2 separate regions of the Mus musculus genome follow, and region 1 is linked to region 2. Evidence: chromatin loops called from intact Hi-C (ENCODE). Cell type or tissue: heart. All regions are shown on one strand.

Region 1 (8,000 bases), 310 kb before region 2:
TTTCCTCCCCAACTTGCTTCTTGGTCATGATGTTTTGTGCAGGAGTACAAGTCCTGACTAAGACACACACACACACACACACACACACACACACACACACACACACACACACGATCATTTTTAAATGATAAACTTTCACATGAGCCCGGATGACAACAGGATTCAAACTTGCAAAGTTCCCATCACTTGCACTCAGAGCTCTATGTTCATTGTGTGTGGGAAAAGTATACACAAAGAAGGAATAACTGTAGAGTGGTTGGGCAAACATGAAGCCCACAAATCATGGAGCCCCAGGAAAGGAAAATGATACAGTGGAACCCAAGCAGGGAAAGCCTAGACCATCTGAGACCGGCCAGCATCCTGGAGAGATCCTTCACTCTCATAAGAGTTGTAATTGCTTTCAAGTGTTACCCTGCTGCCAAGGTCCTGGATTGAGATCTCCCTTTGACTGGCATCCAGGGAGAGGGCCTGTGTGAGGTTACACAGCCAGGGTGCATTAATTGTTCTTGAGAAAATAGCACCCCTTCTAGCCCTCCTCTTGAAGAGACTCAACCTTCTCATCCTTCCCAGGGAAGTACAACAAATGAAGTGGTCTATGGAGGGACTGCCCAGAGCTGTGAGCCATCAGGCACGAGGAGGTGAGTTAACAGACAGGGCTGCCCGGGCAAAGTATATTTTGTTTCCACTGGAAGTAGAACATTCAGAAGCTGTGGAAGAGGCTTAAGGGGGACCTGGCTGGGTAAGGAATCAATGGACTGAGTGATATAGAGGTTGCCACAGACTCTAAAGTATGCTCGCCCTGGTCTCTACCTTACCATGGCTGCCCATGGGTCAGTGCTCATGCCCCTGGGCTGATGGATCACACTTCACAAACTCAGGCTGAAAGGGGATGGATGTGTGATTTGTTATATTTCCAAATAGAGATCATAGGGATGAATTATCAAGAAGAAACAGTGTATCACAGAAAGAGACTCAACCAGAGAACTGGATTCTGATTGGAAAGTTCCCTCTAATTAGCTCCAGGCCTGTGGGGTATTCCCACATCTTCAATAAGATAGGCCTGTCTGGATTAATTGCTCAACTCCCACTTTTGAAATCTTCCCTAAAGGTTTTTTTTTCTGCAGTGCCTATTCATTATTAACATCCTACACACACACACACACACACACACACACACACACACACACACACACACCATACCATGTACCACATACACTCACACCATACCACATACCACACATATACACACATGCTTCACAGGCCATACATAGATCATGAGCCATACATATACAGTGTTCAACATATCACATACCACATATGATGTACACACTTTCCACATATTACCTAGATGCACGTAGAATACTCACTACATACCAGTTCTCAATGAACAAATAAAAATGAGGAAATAATGGAAGTATTAGGTAAATACAAAGGATAGATAACTAATAGTGAGGTAGGGTAGGAACATGGTGAGGCAGGGCATAAGTAACTGTGCTACAAATCACTGGTACTAAAAATCCACACAGGTCAACCAGGACTGCTTAAACAATAAGAACACCCATCCTTCCATGAAGCTGAATTGGCCTCAGCGGTCTTCTACCACACTGCACAGGTCTGACCTCCCACTAGCTGGTTCTTCATTGAGTTCCAGGAAAGAACTACAACACCTACCCATCCCACCATACTTAGTCTTCCTGAGTATCTTCAGTGTAGCAGAGAGCCTAATGCCCAGGTGGCCAGCCTCTGTCTGCCCATGTCTCACAATTATGAATGGTCAGAACTCAATCTTGTCTCACTTGCTGGTTACATGGTTCAAGCTGGTGGTGCAGAAGCTGTTCCTGCCATCTTAGCCCTTGGGCTACAGCCATGTTCAAGGAGTTTACAGTCCAGATCAATTGCACTTACGGGGCTGCCAACAGAAGCACATGATTACAGAAACCGGTGTAAAAGAATTTTAAGGAGGAGGACTGGATTCTAAATTACACAGGAGGCGTTGGGTCTGGACTGTTTTCATCAGGAGCCGTGTCCTGGAGGTAACAGGCCATAAATAGTCATTTAAAGAGAAGTAGGAATGTGTTAGGGTGGGCCCAGGAATGAGTCAGGGCAAAACAGGCTCGTGAGGGAATGGGCCAGCCAGCAAGCAGGAGCTGAAGCTTTGGCTATGGGAAGGAGACAGGTAGGCAACAAGTGCATGAAGCCCAGGCACAGCACAATGGCTTTAGTGGAGCATCACTGTGCAGAGTGTTCAGGGTTGATGATGTGGAAGGACCACTTGGACAAGTTGTTACAAAATGTCTACATAAGTGTTGGTACCTTTTGTTTGTTTTGGTGGTGGTGGTGGTGGTGGTGGTGGTAATAGTATGTGTGTTGGTCAGTGTTGAGGGGTGTGTGTGTGTCTGTGTGTGTGATAGAGAGGAGGAGGGAGAAGGAAGGAGTGGTTTTCTTGTTATTTACTCCCTTAGTGGTTTAATATGCAGCTAGACTTGCCCTATGTTGTTGTAGAGCATACAATGCTGAATGCATAATGAAAGCTGAGTGAACTAAATATGTGTGATTCTTACCCCCACAGAGCCTTAGAGCCATGGAGCAGAGAAAAACACACACAAACACATAATTATACACTGTGAATCGGGCTACAAAGGAAAAGTAGAGAGTGGAACTTGTGTGTGTCACACCCAATGGCTCATCTTTCCAGTTTCTGAGAGGTCAGTGGTGATGGGTGCCACAGTTCCATAACAGGAAATCATTTAGGTGAACTGGGAGGGATACACGCTCCCATGTGTTATATGCCAACCCAAACTTTGTAAAGGGTAATCAAGATTTTATTTTTAATATAAAAATAGAAAAACTTAATGCTATCTGTGCCTAACATACAGAACTGGAGAAAGTCTTTCCCCCTAAACCAAAGACAACATTTTGACCCTGGACATCAGAGAAGATCAAGGGACTACGGCAGAAGCCTTTCAGTGAACAAGAGTATTAGGATTGGTCAGTGAGAGTCCCTATGATAGGTGAGGCAATGGCTCCTGCAGCCTGGAGAGAGAGCGAAAGGGAGGCAGAAAGAGAGGTGGGGAGTTCAAGCCATTCCTGCATTTCTTCTCATTATGTCAACAACTTCAACAACTGTGCAGCAGCCAGATAGCTTCTAATAACTGGGAATCATGACTTAGACTGCATAATTTTCTGCATTTGGAAAAGGTGGGTGAGGGGAGAAATCTGGGGAACAGAAGAGGGGCTAATGTACAGGAAACTCCACAATCTACCTTAGAAAGTGTTTCTCCCACTTAGTCTCCTGAGGGAGGGCAATAGCATCTGTGCATTGTGTGTAGAATTATACAGATGTTATCTGTTTGAATATTCCCAACCAGCTTAATATCTTGAGGTAGGAAGGAATTTCTTTAGAACTCTGAAACTCAGGGACTCCCAACACCAAAAATTGAGGACATGGTGGAGCTCAAATTTAAATCAAAATTAAGACTCCTGGGTTCCATGAAATAATACTGGGATACTTAGAGACATATATAACACACAATGTTGCCCTCTACAAAGTTCATGCTCATGAATCATGCAGTTGAGTTAATATATATATCATATATATGTATACATGTACATATATATGATGTATATATACACATTTAATCTCATATATTTTAAAAATGTTTGTAAGGGTGTGCATTCATACTATCTTTGGCTACATGCAGGTGCATGCAACCCATGGGCCACAGGCTTCACATTCCCGACTGGAAGTGGGAGATGAAGATGAGAGGAAGAAAAAGATGGAGAGAAAGAAGCAGAACAGAAGACTAGAATGAGAGGGGTTCAGGAAAGAGAGACGTGATGATCAAGCAAAGGACAGGGGAAAAGGAAGTTAGAAGAGAAAAAGGATGAGCAGAGAGGAGGAAGGTGGTGGAGGAAAGGAGAGAAACCTGACTAGGTCATGAGCAAAGTCTGCTATTTCTTCAGCCTGCAGCTGCAGTGAAATGTCCCACTCTGTCTCCAGTTTCTACCGCTTCCACAGTGCAGGGTGTTCTCAGTTTCCTGACCCTCTGTCCTGGATTCCCATGGACACCTCTTCCTTTCCCAGCCTCTCCCTAGTCCCAGAGTTTGAACAAAGCTCCCATCCGGATGCCTCTGCTTTCTCACACAATGGCTTCCTTGCCATTGAAGACAATCTGTGCTACTGACCTTTAACATCTGCTGGCTCAGTTACACCATGAGGAGACAGGAAAGACTTCCTCTTGGCATGGTGATGTTTTTCTCATAGTGGTGAGTCCAAAGGGATCCTAGATGGAATGGGGCTCAGCTACCAACAGAGAGGACAGGGGCAGTTCTGTGAATTGCCTTCCTTCAGAGGCCACCAGAATCTATAGCGTCTAGTCTAGACAATTCTTCCACACATACTAATCTAGAACAAACCCTCCCTTTTACAATATAAAAGGGCAAGATATACCTACAGGAGCTTCCCTTCCAAAACTGTTAAGTAGCTAGGCATGGTTTAGCCTTGGACATCAAGGATGCACCCCCGCCTAAGGATGCACCCCTGCCCCATGATAGGCTTTGGAGGCCATCTCCCATTTCTTGGATAACATTTAAAAAGGTAAATACATTTAAAATGGTAAATACTCAGCCCTCCTGTCAAAATAATGGAATAATCCTGGACTTAAGAGGAAACATGACATTCTGATCTGCTCGAAAGGTTAGGCCATATCAAACTATTGCCTTAAGAGTTGATAGAGTAGGGCCAGCCAATCACCTGGCCAAGCGTCTGCCCCACAGGACATACATTCATCTGAAGAAATGCTATGGAGGTGGGAGGAATGATTATCCCCTTAATGAGATAATGTTCATATCCTTTCCAGGAAACTCCCTCCACACAGCTGCCTTCAGAGTCATGCAGCATGCCCGTTTTTGTCTGGTCATTTTCTTATTTCTTTATTCATTTTAATTAATAGGCGTGCTTTCCTGGACATTCTGGGATTTCTTACCAGCTCTCTGAAGCTTTGCTGTTTGCCAATCTTCATTGTCGAACATGTCTGCTTTCTTGGACTTTGAAAGCTCCAGCATTCTCCCTTCTTCCTCTCTGCACCTCTTCTCTAGTCAGCTGCTGAGATGCACAGCTCACCTGCCCTGTTCTTTTCCTTCCAATTTCTAACAAAATCTTTGTCCTCGGGCTTCCTTCTGAGACCATTTTTAAATTCTTTAACCAATGAGTCAGAAAAGGGAGCCCTGACTTCCCTGGTAACTACAGGTTTTATACAGGCCCTCATGCTAGCTGCTACTCCCTAGACCTGCCATTGACAGCAGGTCACCCTTTTCTGCTCTCCTGTAGGGTGTGTAATGGGACCTGTCAGCCCCACTGGGAAGCATGCATGAGCATCAGCCTCATATAATTCATGGTTGGTTTTTCACCCTTCACAAACAATCTTCCCATTGTCTCCATCCACCCCATCTCCAACCTTGCTGAGTTGCTGTCCAAATCAATCATCTTAGCAATAGAAGCAGACAACATTGCCATTCCATTACCAAGATTTGCAGCAGCACATGCTGGTAGTTTTGACGAATCAAGTCTTGACTGAAATGTCCAACTCCCCCTAAAAAATGTTATTTCCAATGGCCTCCCTAAGATGACTTCTATCCATTCCCCCCACAAGGTTCTGTGTGGGATGTCAATATTCTTATTTTCATTACAGCACTTGCCCTGGCATTTGTGTGACCCAAGCTGTAGAGCTGAAGTCCTCACATCAGGCTCTCAGGACTTACTATGTGACCTGCACCAACCCGGCTCATGTATGTTCAATAAATGTGAATATAAGAAATAGGTGTAGTTTAGAGGCAAAAGCACTTGCCCACCATGCATGAGACCACAAGTTTGATCATCATCATTGTAAAGTCTTTTTCAAAACAACAAAATGAACAAAATAACAATGGGTGGAGGAGCCTGGATCACCCAAGCCCCGTTCTCCCCCCATAGCATGCTCTCTGCCTTTCACCTGGCATCAAGTGGCTTTTCCTTTTGCCTTCTCATTTTTTGAGTAGAAAAGACCAGATCTTGTCAGTCATTACCCATGTATAATTATAATTTCTTTGCTGTTACTTCTGGCTATATGCTTTTCCTAAGTTATACAGCTGTAAATTAAAGGATGACAACAGAACTATCTTGAAAATTAAACAAAACAGCTATGGTGATGTGATCTGCTATACATTAAACATTCAACTAGAATCAACTGCTTTGTATTCCCCCCCCCCTTTTTGTCCCTGTAACTTACTTCCCTGCCTTGTCCCAGTTCTTTCTTCCTATCCATAAACTAGAGGAAAAGAAGATGGGCAGAGTTACCTGAGAAGTATCAACAACAATGATACCCAAGAAGAGTCTAAGAGAGCAGCAGCAGGCATTGGGGACAGCAATAGGGATGTTTAGGATGTAGAATGGTCATCTCGAAGATTCTACCCTCCTATTCTGAACTTCACCCTTTTGTTAGTCCAGCTGTGCAGGTAAATTAGGGAGCATTTATTGAACCAGGTGTGGGTTGGAAGAAAGAACCCTTACACTGGAAATAGAAGATTTGTTCCCTTGAACTCAACCAGATTCGGGTTTTGAGGAAAATCAGCTCACCCTCATAGTATCAGCTCATCTCCAGTGCTCTTAGCTCACCCCTGGACAGACAGACACAGGAGGTCTCATGGCTAAACCAGAGCAAGCTGTTTGTGGCAGCGATCTTCAAACAAGGGCTATGTGAACAGATGCTCCAAGAAGTATTATTTGCAGCTTTTGGTTTTCTTTGTAGGACTCCAACCCTTCCCCACACAGACACCTTAGTCTTCATCTTATGTTTTGATAGACCTGAGTTGAAAGACTTATTCTCACCAGGCTAGCCATCTGGATTTCTTCCCTCATCTCTCCTGGAGCCTCACCTTCTCTAGGGAGGATTTCCTTCTCAAGCTGACAAGAGTAGAAGCTTTTCAAAAGTTTGTGGAGATGAACTGGCCTCTTTTCTGCTATGCCTGCCTGAAGCCAAGGTCACATTCTGGACCCAAACCACTTGCTAACTAATCTCCAAGGGTAAATGGAGAGTTGATGCCACTGCCAACTCCAGGCAGTTCCCAAAGCCATAGTTCTCATGCAATATCCAGAATGTCCTGCCTGAAGACTGAGTACCATGTCCCTCTGTGCAAACGTCTCACACTTCTCATTAGAATATGGAACTGTCTTAGCTGTCAGCACCCATACCATGCAACTATTGTTATGCCCTTCATCCCCACAGGAACACAGTTACAATAATGGTGTATCTGGGTTATTGTTGTTGTTTTCTTTTTCCTCGTTTTAGGAAAAAAATGGTGGGTCCATGCTGGAAAAACTAAAGAAAGGCTGGGCCATCTTGTACTTCAGTCCTGCCTGGGTAATGCTGAGGGATGAAAGAGGACATGCTAGACAGGATCATGGGAGCTCATATGGAGAGACTGAAGGCCATTTGGCGCTGTGGCTATCTTTATAAAGTGTATGTTTGTTTGGACTTTTACCCTAAGACTTGGAAGAAAAGATGAAAGATTGGAAACTTTCAGAACCTAGGCCCCTTCCTCCATCTATCCTTCCTGAGAATTATTTTACAGCCTCTTAAGTGGCAGTCTGGTTAACATATGTCCCTGCCTGTGGTGGACCAGCACATCCTACCTTGAACTCTGAGACCCTTCCTCATTTTGTTCCAGTCTAGGCTGCCATCAAGTGCCTCCAGAGCTTCCTAGTAAGGTACCCAGTGGGAAACTGAGATAGAGATTGGAGAATGGGTCCATGTATTGGTTTGCCTAGGGCAAGACTTGATGTTTTGACCTCCGGAAGGTTGGGTGATTGGTCTGACATGGTTATTGTTCAACTTGTCCTCCTGAATAAAGACCAGACCAGGGCACACTCCCAGTCCAGTCTTCTGTAGCAGAACAATCACCCTTCTTAATGCCCTTTTAATCCCATACAATTATAGTTACCAGTGGTCTACTTATGTTCAAAG
Region 2 (8,000 bases):
CAACAAACCAGTCAGTACTCAGAAAGTTAAACATAGAATTAGTTACCATATGAACCAGCAATAGGAATGTTACTCAAGAGAAATAAAAATGCACATCCACACAGGACTTTGTATATAAATGTTTGTAGCAGCATGAGTTTCTCCTGGGTTTTTTTTTTCATTTGTTTGTTTATCTTTCTGTGTATGAGTGTTTTTCCAGCGTGTATGTATATGTACCATGTGCAGTCCTGTTACCAGTGGACGTCAGAGGAGAGCACCAGTCTCCTGGAACTGGAGATGATTGTAAGTCACCATGTGAGTGCTGAATTGAACCCAGGTCTTCTGCAAGAAAAGAAAGTGCTCTGAACTGCTGAGCCATTTCTTCTACCCCATAGCAGCACAGTAATTGAAAGCCAAAAAGAAAAAAGAAAAATAATCTCCATTTCCTCCAGCTGCTTAGTGACTAAACAAAATGTGGTATTTCCAATACAATGGGAAATCATTCCACCATCGGATGAGATGAGATCTCATTAAATTGCCCAGGCTGAACTTGAATTCACTCTGGTGAACCCAAGCATGTCTTGAAGTTGAAGAGTGTGTGTGTTCATAATATTCCTATATGAGAGGATGCACTTGTGTCTACAGTTATACACATGTGTGCATATGCATATGGAAGTTGGAAAATAATTTTATATATTATTCTTCAGGGTCTTCCATCTTTTAAGCTAGGGTCTCTCATTAGTTTGGAACTTCACCAAGTAGACTAGACTAAATAATCATGAATGAACTTCCAGGGATCTGCCTGCACACACTCTCCATTTTGCCATCACTGGGATTACAGACATGTGCCACAAGACCCAACTTTTTAGATCCCTATACTTACAAAACAAGTGCTTTACCAAGTTAGCCATCTCCCTGGCCCTTATATTTTTAATATAAGTAAGTAGAGTTCACTCTAACAACAGAAATTATGTATTTTAAATTCATAATCAATAATGTATTTTTGTCACCAGTTTCAACTTTCTTAAAGTTGAGATGTTTTAACCAAAAATAGAGGACAGTGATATTCAAAGTTTAAGACTCAGGGAAAAGCCCTCCTTCCCGTCTCCTCTCAGCCTTTCTATCCTTGGATGGATGGATGGACGGATGGACTCTATAGTTAGTTGGATGATGTATGTTTGGTGGTCAATTGTTTTATTTAACTGTTCCAAGTCTACAGGAGTATAAGTTTCTAGTGAATTATGTTTATATTGTGGAGAATACATATTCACCAACAAACTGGTAGACCACTTTTTGGGCCCCATGATGTCTCATCTGTATGTGATACACACACAAATAGACAGATAATAGATGGATGGATAGATAGATAGATAGATAGATAGATAGATAGATAGATAGATAGATAGCAGAGACATACAACTCAGGCTAATCATGTTAGACACCTGTGTTCAGTTTATGGTTTTATCCACAATGTCTCTCACAATTAGATGAAGAGTCCGCGTCTCATCTTGGCAGTGAATAGCCTAAAAGGAGCTCCCAGAGAAACAGGTCCAAGATGGCTCAAAGGCTATTCTCTGCCTAATTAAGTTGAATATGTTCACAGTCCCATCAGTAGGCCAGGACTTGGAGCCAAAGATCTGTAGATAGGCTTCCCAAAGCTCTGGGAAGTCAGGGATCTGAGAAACTGTGAGCCTAACTTTGGGTCTTTCCTTCACTGTGTTGTTAAAGACAGAGATATTGATGGCTGTGAAACAAAAAAGAAATCACTGGATATGTACATGCTGCTCATCTTGAATAATCAGATTAGTCACCAAGCAAGTAGACCATTGTTTCTCAAACTAACATGACCTATAGCAGTTTCTTTCCCACCCCCCCCACCCAACTTCTCCCAGATCCTCCCCACCTCTCTGCCCACCCAAATCCATACTTTTCTTTCTCTCAATTGAAAACAGTCATCATCATCATCATCATCATCATCATCATCATCATAATAAGCAATAAAAACAAACGAGAATAAGACAAACTTTTTTAATGGGGGGGGGGGGAAACAACCAAAGAAAAGGCACAAGAAACACATATAGATGCAGATACATACATATTTGCACACACAGAAATCCCACAGAAAATACAAATTTGGAAACAATTATATATATGCAAAAGACCTGTAAGGTTAAAGAAAAATAGCCTAGACAAAGCTGTATGAGACAATAAACTCCAAAATTACCACTGAGTTTATTTTCTGTTGGCCATCTACTGCTGAGCATGGGGCCTGTCCTTAAGCAAGGTGTGTATACTCAATGCAATCCCACTAGAGAAAACTAATTTTTCCTTATGAGTGATTATCAACTGGAGATAACTTCTGGGTTAAGAATATGGGCTTGTGTCCACTTCCCATCTCAATGCACAGAAGAGTTTTTTAAACTTTTTGTACTTGTGGCCTCTTTTCACCTGAGTATATAGGTATATAAAATAAGTCTACAAATAAAAAATCTGATAACAAACCATGAGAAAATTATTTTAAAACAATTATTTGATATCTATATGATTTATTATTTATTATTTATGAAAGACAAAGCGGTCTGATGGAATTGCTCAGCAGGTCAAGGTGTTTGCTGCCAAGACTGGTGGCCTAATTCCATCCCTTGTACCCACATAGCAAAGACGACCAATTCCCACAAGTGGTCTTCTGACTCCCACATGTATTCTGTGAATAAAACACACACAATAAAATATAGTAAAAGACAAAAGAAGGAGCTGGAGAGATGGCTCAGTGGTTAAGAGTACTGGCTGCTCTTCCAGAGGTCCCAGGTTCAATTCTCAGCACCCACACGGCAGCTCACAACTGTCTGTATATAACTCCTGTCCCAGGGCATCTGACACCCTCTCACAGACATGCATGCAGCCAAGTCACCAATGTACATAAAATAAAATATTTTTTTAAAAAGACAAAAGAAACTCTACATAGAAATGAGAGAGATGTTTGCTTTTTTTACATAATGAATTAAATCTTACCACTTGACACTGAAGGACACTGAGCAACTGCAATATTTTTTAGAATTGATCAATATTTTTACTTTACAATTGTAAATGCTGAGAACACCACGCCATAGAAATTCATGATAAAAAGTATGTTTACAGCCATTTCAGAAACTGTTGGAAATTCTGTCCTAATCCCAACCCAAAGTCACTTAACAGTTTTTTAAAGGCAATGCAAGCCAAAAAACTCAGTCATCTTTAAAATAAAACATTCTAACACAACACAACCCAGATATACACTTCATTTGATGAGGAGGAAACATGATAGGAAAATATTAAAAGTCTTTGTTCTCCACAATTAAACCATTATGCTTCTGTAAGAGAAGAAAACTGTGTGTACAGTAAAGTCAACTTAATGCGTAATGCACAAAAGTCTCAGATCTGAGCCGATGTGTTTCATGCAGTGTGCACTGGTGTGTGTGCCAATACGGTATGTTCAGTATGAAGTTGGCGTGCTGTAGATTCAGAAGAGCTGTGGTAAAGTCCCGTGATGCAATGCGTGATGAGTACCACCAGACGCACGTTGGATTTGTTACACGTTTGACTGTGAGTTACTTTTTAATCGTTGCACTTTTGAAAACCTTTTACTATCGCCACGTTTCCCACAGGCCTCACATTCAGTTCCACGACACCATGTGTGCAGGGACACGACTCACGTTGAAGAAAGAGTTCCTGGATGCATTCTTTGGAAGTTACACAAGGATGTGCATTTCTGTTTCATTTTTTTAAGTGGTTTTGAAGACTGAACGCACCTTAGATCACTTTGGACGATCACCTTCTAATCTCACTATAGAAGAACATTTTCCCCTAACAAAACATCAAAGCCAGGTCCACTCCCCACTGAGATAGCAGGGAAAGAGCCCACGTGACCGCGGCGGGAGTCAGGTTGTAAAAATGCTGGTTCTATTTCTCTCATGACTGAAGGAATTTCCCTGTAGGAATTTTGACTATACCCAAATTTCACTTTGCAAACTGGCTTTAAAACTAATCACGGTGAAACCAGGTCGTGGGAGTGTACACCTTTGATTGCAGCACTTAGGAGCCGGAGGCAGGTAGATCTCTGAATTCAAGGGCACCCTGGTCTATGGAGAGAGTTTCGGGACAGCCAGGGCTATACAGAGAAACCCTGTCTGGAAAAACAAAACAATGCCGGACGTGGTGGTGCACGCCTTTAATCCCAGCACTCGGGAGGCAGAGACAGGCGGATTTCTGAGCCTGGTCTACAGAGTGAGTTCCAGGACAGCCAGGGCTACACAAAGAAACCCTGTCTCGAAAAACAAAACAACAACAACAACAAAAACCTAACCACTGTGTAAGGCAGGACTCCAGTACTGGTTAGGGAGTAACCGAAGGATTAAATAATGGATCAGTACATCAACATGTGTACTCAAAAACTTTACACTGTAACAGTTAAATTGCAATCACAAATATTGATACATATTTTCCAGCAAGACCTCAGCCTAATACCAACCAACATATTAATTAGTATTGTCACTTGTTTTGTAGGGATGGGAGCGTTGGTTGACTTTATTTGCATTTTTGATGGATTTGACAGTGCTTTGACTGTAAGACTATGGTGCACTCCGAGTTAAGCGCACTGACTTTACTGTACCCATGCAGTCTTCTCTTACAGAACTGAAATGATTTCATTATGAAAAAAACCCAAAACAATATTTTCCTACAGTCTTTCCTCAGCATCAAATGAGGAAATAACACAATCTTCAGATTGTATTGTGCTAGAATGTTTGATTTTTTTTTTTTAATGGCTGAGTTGTTGACTTGAGTTTCCTTTAAAAGTTGTTAAGTGAATTTTGGTTGGGGATTAAGACGTTGCATATTTGTGCATATTTAGAGTGTATACGATTTTAAGGCTAACAATAAGAGTCAGAATTGATTTTATTTAAAGACTTATTTCTATTTTCATTACAGTGGATGGGGGTGCATATGTTTGTGATGTCTGAAGAGGCCAGAAGAGGGCGCTTGACCCCCTGGAGCTGGAGTTGTCAGACATGAGTGCTAGAAATCCAACCTAGACCCCTGTAAGAGCAGCTCGTGCTGCTAACTGCTGAGACATCTCCCCAAGCCCCAGATTTTATGTTTAAGACTCCAAAATCTGTTATCTTGTAACCATTTTCTAATAACTAAAAGGAAGGCAGCCTGAGGAAGGTCTTCTCCTGCTTCACATAAATTCGCCCACACTCCCTCTCCCCGCTGAACTATGATGAAACCTGTCCTCCACAAGGCTCTGTGGTTTTTATTTGGCCTTTCCATAGTTCACGCTCATTAAACCCGTTTCAAGCAGTTAACCCTCTGTCTCTCTCCTCTTACTCCATTTCCCTACCCACTTCTCTCTCTCCTCCAGAGCCGGACCTCCCCATCCTGTCTTCGAAGTCACAACGGATCACTTTTCCTTGTTAATCTCATTTTCCAAAGTGAACGGGGCTTCTGAGCTGCCCGTTGTAGAAACAAGCCAGGTCCCGTGGTCTGAGAGACAGGGGGGCTGCAGGCCCAAACTGTCTCTGTGGAGTTCTGCTTAGCCCCCTCTCTGCCTGGATTGGCTCCAGCAACTCCTAAGCATTAATCCGTAAAACCATGGATGCATATACTGCTCACATAGGGACACAAATCACTCTGAGTCACGGCTGGCTTCTGCTCTTTTATAAAACAGTCCGCCTCGGGGGTCAATTTCAACTCCGGTTAAGTTGCCCGCTGCAGCGAGCCTCACTTATAAAACTTGAACTTTAAAGCAGCACGTGGTTTGACGCTAGAAGTCATCCTCCTTTCTATAAGAAATGTCATATAAAACCTACGAATCCACTGTGCAAAGGAACCCAGAGCTATCTGAGGAGAGAGCCTGCCTCTGCCAGAAGACTACCGGAGAGGGTGGAGCCCGTGAGCCCCTGCAACACCGTGTTATTCTTGAGAAAGTCCCGAGCCACGATGGCAAGAGGTTCTGAGCAGACAGCTATGTGTTTGGACTGCGTGAAATAGATGAATTAACATCTTAGAACTCGTAGTAAAGGGAGACGATAGTGTGCTTTTTAATGAAGACCACCACCGAGAAGTTTTAGGGCTTGTACTGATGAACGAAACGTCACCATATTCCAAGCTGGAGGAACCTGTCTTCAGGGTAAATCTTGAGGGGCTGCTAGAAGGACATTTAGTAACTCAGGCATGTGTGTTGCTAACACCAGAAAGAGTGGGCAGGCTTGACAGCATGAAAGTGAGCCCAAAGGGTGCAGGCACACAAGGATGCCCCTCTGCAAGGCTATGTCTCTCCCATGCACCTAACCCCATTGTTAAAGCTCTTCGTTCGTTCGTTCATTTGCCTCTCCTCTGCTTCTTCTTCCTCTTCCTGCATGAAAGGAGGTAGAGGCATGATTTCAGTGATGTATCTGTTCTGCCACCTAGCCTTCAGTGATGACACTACACCACAGCAGTCCTGAGCTGCTCCCTACCCTGCCTGGCTCTATCCTGCTCAACTTCTTTTACTGTAGAAGGACTTGAAGACTGGGTGCCTGTTTTTAAAAGTACCAGAGTGTAGGATCCAGATAAGACAGTGGCATTAGTCTTCCTGATGGGTCTTGGTCTCTCTGTATGCATGTATCTGGTGGGGAAAAAGTCAATGACCAGATCTTGAAAGTGGAACCAATGATGAATAAACCTCTCTTAGACAATAGTTAACTTGCTTTCCCCAACCCTGTTATCAGGAACCATCCTTGCCCTAGAAATCATTCCAAAATCTTGGAGAAACAGCTGGCTTATGGAGGTCTGGTAAGCTTCCTGAACGAAAGCCCTTTGAATGTTGTTCAGACAAACAGCACAAATCTTTCATTCTCTTGTAGTTCTTGAAGCTTGGTCCTGGTCATCACTTAATTCTTGTCAAAGCAAATAAAAGAGTGATCTCAGGGGAGACAGAGCATGGTAGATGACATTTAACTTCAAACATCACTAAGAAGATTGTGTCCAAAGGCTTATCAGAGCTCAGCTATCCACACACAGGTACGTTCCTGGCAGCAAAGCTAAGCCAGCCATTAAGGAGGTCTCTGAGAGTGCGACCAGATTTCAGTGTGTCCAGAATAAGTTAGTCATCTCAGTGAAACTCTGTTGATATTAAGTCCCCCCCCCTCCCATCTTCTGAAGAGTCCAGGGCTTTTCGAATAGAGGGCAGAGAGAATGGACTCATGGGAAGCCCTTATGCCCCAACACCCAGCACGCTTGTCACTGAACATCACATATAGACTGTTGAGCATAAAATTCACCTCTCCAGTCACTGATAAAAATCGCTACAGACGATCCCAGGGTTCAAAGGAGGTTTCGTGTGTGCTCTCAAGAGCCTACCCTGTGACCCTGAAGAGCAGTGCCCGTCTCTCGGTTCCTTCTGCTCTTTTGGAAGTGGAGCTCATCATGGTTGTTTAATATAGAAAGTCATTCACTGATCTCTCCCCATGACCCCACCATCACCCTTCGAGGACCAATTTCCCACTCTCTCACTTCTCTTCTCCCTGCCCACCTCTCTTCTCTATGAGCCCTCTCCTTCTCTTACTGGTCCTTACACACTGTACTTAGCCACAAGAAGTCAGCTAGAACAAAATTTACTTCTAGAGGCTATATTTTGAGAGTACTGGGCAACTCTTGAGAAACCGGACAGAAGAACCACCCTAGATTTCTCGTTTCAAATGCTACACCAGGGTGAGCTGAGCCCATCCCCACACCATGCCCCTTTCTAACACTCTTCCCTCCTGAAGTTAACTTAAATAAGAAAATAACACTTGATCTCTTCCCCTTCTAAAATAATGCAACCCAGTTTCTAATGTTAAGTTGCTCCCTGCTTTCCCAAGCCCTCCAACAGCAGAGACAGGCTCTTGGAACCAACCAACCCTCCTGCCTTTTTGGGGGGTGTGGGGGTACATTGGTGCACACAGCTCTTCTTCCCTCTGCTAGCCACCAACACAATAAAACTGCCCTGGCAATGGGTGTAAAAG

Evidence for each region. A loop is a pair of places that touch in the nucleus more often than their neighbours do. Peaks named below come from ENCODE experiments on the same cell type or tissue, not always from the same donor. Only the 100,000 strongest peaks of a DNase experiment are listed, where the experiment ranks them.
Region 1: it touches region 2 in a loop (6-fold over the local background); 3 of 42 quality-filtered maps call a loop at or near these places.

Annotation. Positions count from the first base shown.
Region 1 is chr1:73,185,108-73,193,107 of GRCm38, reverse strand. The region is part of intron 1 of Gm29185 (a long non-coding RNA gene); the gene reads right to left. Among named protein-coding and RNA genes, the nearest start is that of Gm31197, 48 kb to the right of the region's middle. In heart, no CTCF peak of the experiment used is centred here; a DNase peak (open chromatin) is centred at 4,137; H3K27ac peaks cover 1,105 bases.
Region 2 is chr1:72,876,450-72,884,449 of GRCm38, reverse strand. No RefSeq gene overlaps it. Among named protein-coding and RNA genes, the nearest start is that of Igfbp5, 5.6 kb to the right of the region's middle. In heart, a CTCF peak has its summit at 4,987 (motif pointing right); a DNase peak (open chromatin) is centred at 6,429; H3K4me3 peaks cover 542 bases; H3K27ac peaks cover 2,841 bases.